Regions from separate parts of the Homo sapiens genome. Here region 2 is linked to region 1. A link is a loop called in an ENCODE intact Hi-C map of the cell type or tissue named here. Cell type or tissue: sigmoid colon. All regions are shown on one strand. Region 1 overlaps CRKL (CRK like proto-oncogene, adaptor protein). Region 2 overlaps AIFM3 (AIF family member 3).

The links. Hi-C counts contacts between places; a loop is a spot of excess contacts. Peaks named below come from ENCODE experiments on the same cell type or tissue, not always from the same donor. Only the 100,000 strongest peaks of a DNase experiment are listed, where the experiment ranks them.
Region 2: it touches region 1 in a loop (2.4-fold over the local background); 35 of 110 quality-filtered maps call a loop at or near these places.

The regions. Positions count from the first base shown.
Region 1 is chr22:20,921,142-20,923,641 of GRCh38, forward strand. All of the region lies in intron 1 of CRKL (CRK like proto-oncogene, adaptor protein), which reads left to right. Among named protein-coding and RNA genes, the nearest start is that of CRKL, 5.0 kb to the left of the region's middle. In sigmoid colon, no CTCF peak of the experiment used is centred here; no DNase peak of the experiment used is centred here; H3K4me3 peaks cover 148 bases; H3K27ac peaks cover 23 bases.
Region 2 is chr22:20,978,166-20,980,665 of GRCh38, forward strand. It overlaps AIFM3 (AIF family member 3), which reads left to right. Exons shown (of 21, transcript NM_001386814.1): 17 at 1,106-1,204; 18 at 1,462-1,537; 19 at 1,855-1,959. Among named protein-coding and RNA genes, the nearest start is that of LZTR1, 2.9 kb to the right of the region's middle. RefSeq lists an enhancer at 1,235-1,529. In sigmoid colon, no CTCF peak of the experiment used is centred here; a DNase peak (open chromatin) is centred at 1,376; H3K4me3 peaks cover 1,027 bases; H3K27ac peaks cover 274 bases.

The sequences.
Region 1 (2,500 bases):
TCCCAAACAGGGTACATTTAGTGGCTTAACTTTGCAGGCATCAAAACTGAGCTTTTAAAGCCAGAGTTTCATGCCTCTTGGCTAATATTTTGGTTTATCTTGCATAGCTAAAATTTGTAACAATAATGTCCTACTCGAAATTTAAGGACTGGTGGCTTGCATTGTTATAGTCTTATCCTTTTCATTAGAATGCTTCATAATTTTTAATTTTATATTTTTATTCAAATGTTTATAAGAGAATTATAACCCAGTGTAACCCAGTGTAGGTACTGGGAAAGATGTGTGACAGACATACTTTCTTCCTGTGGAACTCCTACTGTAGTGGAGAAGACAGACTGAAAAGTAGAAAAATAAAGTACTAGTAAGATCAATATACAGGAGGGACCTACCTGGGGTGGCGTGGTCAGAGAAAGCATGAAGCTAAGACCTGAGGGTAAAGAAGAACCCAGCCTAGGCAAGGCTTGGCCTGAGAGGAGGAGAAGAGCCTTCCAAGTTTAGGGAAAAGCTTATGTAGATGTCCTGAGGTGAGAAAGTCCATTGTGTTGGGAGTGTGTTTCTTTTCTTTCTTTCTTTTTTCTTTTTTTTTTTCTTGAGACGGAGTCTTGCTCTGTCGCCCAGGCTGGAGTGTGCGATCTCGGCTCACTGCAAGCTCCGCCTCCTGGGTTCACACCATTCTCCTGCCTCAGCCTCCCGAGTAGCTGGGACTACAGGCGCCTGCAACCATGCCGGGCAAATTTTTTGTATTTTTAGTGGAGACGGGGTTTCACCATGTTAGCCAGGATAGTCTCGATCTCCTAACCTAGTGATCCGCCCGCCTCGGCCTCCCAAAGTGCTGGAATTACAAGTGTGAGCCACTGCGCCCGGCTTTTTTTTTTTTTTTTTTTTTTTGGTAGATGACGTCTCACTCTGTGGCCAGGCTAGAGTGCAGTGGCCCAATCTCGGCTCACTGCAACCTCTGCCTCCCAGGTTCAAGTGATTCTCCTACCTCAGCCTCCTGAGTAGCTGGGACTGCATGGGACTACAGGCACCCGCCACCATGTCCGGCTAATTTTTGTATTTTTAGTAGAGACAAGGTTTCACCATGTTGGCCAGGATGGTCCCTATATCTTGACCTCATGATCCACCTGCCTCAGCCTCCCAAAGTGCTGGGATTACAGATGTGAGCCACCCTCTCCGGCCTGGGAGTGTGTTTCTTAAAGGAGAAAGGGGGACATATAAAATGAGTTTGGAGATAAAGATCAGGGTCAGGAATTGGGTTTTTATTTAAAGTGCTGTGGGCTCCAAGGAAGGAATTTGAGGCAGAGGAGTGACCTGGGGCTGTTATTGTAATCCAGCTACAAAATGATGGTGACTAATAGTGACAGTGGAGCTGTGACTTGGAGATGCCTATTTTGGAGATAAAATTGATTTGCTGGTGGGTGGGGATGAAGGGAAAGGGAAGAAGGGATGATTTGGTCTATTTGTAACTTTGTTATCTTCTGTGTTTTTATCTTTAACTGCTTTTTGTATTTGTGGTATTCCTATGGTGGATTTTATTTTATTTATTTTTTTGAGACCAAGTCTCCCTCTGTCCCCCAGGCTGTAGTGAAGTGGCATAATCTGGGCTCACTGCCACCTCCGCCTCTGGGGTTTAAGATTCTCCTGCCTCAGCCTCCCTAGTAGCTGGGATTACAGGCATGCACTGCCACACCTGGCTAATTTTTGTATTTTTGGTAGAGACAGGGTTTCACCATGTTGGCCAGGCTGGTCTTGAACTCTTGACCTCAAGTGATCCACCTGCCTGGGCCTCCCAAAGTGCTGGGATTACAGGTGTGAGCCACTGCGCCTGGCCTAGCTCTAGTGTATTTTTATTTAATAAGGGCTGTTTCCAGTTTAACAACAGAATGCTTCAGAAGGTAGCTTGCTTTGTTTGACATTTTCCATTTCTAGCTTGTGTCGATAGATAAATTCAGGCTATGAAGAAAAATTAGAATAAATAAAATTTTACCATTAAAAACTAAAGGAAGTTGGCCCTTCAAGAAAATAATGTACTGTACTCAGCAGACTTTGAGCATTACATGTACCTGGTAATATGGAACCAACATTGAATCAGACAGCCCTATCATGCTTCTGAGGAGCTTACTGGTTACTAAAAAAAAAATTTTTTTTTTTTTGAGACGGAGTCTTGTTCTGTCGCCCAGGCTGGAGTGCAGTGGCGGGATCTTGGCTCACTGCAAGCTCCGCCTCCTGGGTTCACGCCATTCTCCTGCCTCAGCCTCTTGAGTTAGCTGGGACTACAGGTGCCCGCCACCATGCCCGGGTAACTTTTTGTATTTTTAGTAGAGACGGGGTTTCACCGTGTTAGCCAGGATGGTCTCGATCTCCTGACCTCGTGAACCGCCCGCCTGGGCCTCCCAAAGTGCTGGGATTACAGTTATGAGCCACCGCGCCTGGCATTTTTTTTTTTTTTTTTGAGACAGAGTCTTGCTCTGTTGCCAGGCTGGAGTGTGGTGGTGCAATC
Region 2 (2,500 bases), 57 kb after region 1:
AACACAGAGAGCGACACCCCACTGAGCCAGCCATAGCTCCTCAATCTCAGTTTTCCTTCTGGTAGTCTCTCCCTTTTTTGTCTTCAAGGACATATATTCTGCAGAATTCCTGATCAACCTGTGCATTACCCTGGGGAGGGAGGGAGGGATTTAGTGGATCACCTTCCCATTTATGCCTCTGTTTCCCTTGGGCCACTCAAGTATCTCTGTGAACTCAGTTCAGCCTCATGCAGGTCCCCGAGGTGCCATCTGAGCCCAGAGACGTGGGCTCAGTGGAGGCACTGTGCTTTCTGAGGAATAGCTTTCCCCTCCTGATGTTTGCTGGCCACCAAGTCCCCCAAGCCTCATCCACTGTGCACATCTGGTCTGGGCCCCTAAGCTGCAGGTGCCATCACATTAGTTGCCTCACTGCCTCAGAGAGAGGACTGCCAGACTCCCAGCCTGGGACAAAGGACTTCTCTGCACCCATCTCCCCTTTCCTCTGCCTTTACACCTGAGGGTCTGCTGCTTGAAACCCCACTTCTGGTACCAATTTCTATTCAAGTCCAAAGTCGAAAGTTGTTGCTAGGTTGTAAGTAACCAAGGCAACTTATCAGCCAAGTATAATTAGGATTTAACTGAGAGAGTTTAGGGGACTTTGAAGTACATCCAACTACAGGGGTCTACTGGGGCCTCATAGGAACTGGGGAGCCATCCACACTGGTCTCTTTGGGGCCTTGTGTGTGGCTGTCATCTGTGCTTCCCTGTGTACTTGTGCCCCATTTTCCTCCCTCTTCAGACCTGATACGTCTGATTAGGTGTCTGTGTGCACAGCTGAAATGGTGGCGTACTCCCCCAACCCCAAGAAGCAGACCTTCCAGAGTCAGGGCACTTTATTCAGATTCTTTAAGGAAGCAATCAAGTGGCTAGCTTTGAGGCAGGTGTTCCCCTGCACCAGTCAGCTGCAGGTGCAAGTGAGCAGTGGGCTGAACAATGATGTCTCTTGACCTCTGGGGAGACCAGGAGGAGTAGCCACACGTGTCAGGGGTCCCCAGGGCATCAGGAGCAGGTAGTGTGGGAGTGGTAAGAGCGAGAGTTAGGGTTCTCACGGCCCTGGGTCCCGCAGGGCGCGTGGCAGCCCAGAACATGTTGGCGCAGGAGGCGGAGATGAGCACTGTGCCCTACCTCTGGACCGCCATGTTTGGCAAGAGCCTGCGCTACGCGGGTAACCCCGGGGCCTCGGATGGGGGCGGGGCCGAGGGCGTTTAGGGGCGGGGCTTGGGTGTGGGGCGGGGCTGGGAGCCTAGGGGCAGGGCTATGACCGCACTAGGAAGAGGCCGGTAAGAACTCGCTGGCGGCAAGGCTACGAACTACCTAAAAGGACGTATGGAGCAGGGCCTGGGCGGGGTTAGGAGGGGATCCTGTGACGTCTCGTTCCCTCCCCCGGCTCACGTGGGTGCCACCCACCTGCCCGGCCCACAGGCTACGGAGAAGGCTTCGACGACGTCATCATCCAGGGGGATCTGGAGGAGCTGAAGTTTGTGGCTTTTTACACTAAGTGAGAGCACCGGGGTGCAGCTTGGCGCGAAGCAGCGGGAGCTCAGTCGGGAAGGGGGATTCATCCCAGGCAAAATCCCAGAACAAGAGCCCAGCCCTGAGCCCCGCTGAGGAGTGCTGGAGCTTCCTTAGGAAAGCCCGAAGCTTGTGCACGGTCAAGCCGCGATGTGCAAAGCAGGGAGGGCTGGGTGCTCAGGCCATTCTTGTTGCCCTGGGGTAGGTCCTTCCCTGGGCCCCAGATGGACAGCAGTGCATCAGGGTTTTCAAAAAGGGGCTGCTGCCTCGCAGTCCTCAGGCTTGGCCATCCTCTCCTTGCAGAGGCGACGAGGTGATCGCCGTGGCCAGCATGAACTACGATCCCATTGTGTCCAAGGTCGCTGAGGTGCTGGCCTCAGGCCGTGCCATCCGGAAGCGGGAGGTGGAGTGAGTGTGGGTGTGGGAAGCCTGGGGGTGGGAGTAGTTCCCTGGAGTACTGGCTAAGGTGCCTATGACAGCCAGCCGCCCCCACAACCCTCCAGGGCCTTTCCCCTCTTGGTTTGCATCGCCTGAGGCTTACAGGACTACAGGGAGGTGTGGGGCAAGGATCATGGTTTGAGAGCAGGCTGGTTATGTGTTCATGGTGGATGGAAGGGATAGAGATGTGTGTCACCAGGCAGGGCCAGTGCTGTGGGAAGGGGTCAGGGCCCAATGCATGGGCAATCACCAGGCGTGGGACACCTAACTGGACATAGTTGTGCTGAGCCTGGCAGAAGCTAGGTGGGAAATGCAGCTACTGATGCCCTGGGTATGCCCTCCACATAGATGGTGGGGGTGGTTCTAGGTTTCACTCAACACCAGCCAGTTCCCTTATCCTGGTGTGGTGTCAATGAGATTCACCCTCTGGGAGAGAGCTCCCAGGGACTGGGGACAGCCTGGAGGCCACTGGGAGGCTATGAGACAGGGGCAGGCTTCAGGCTGGAAACAA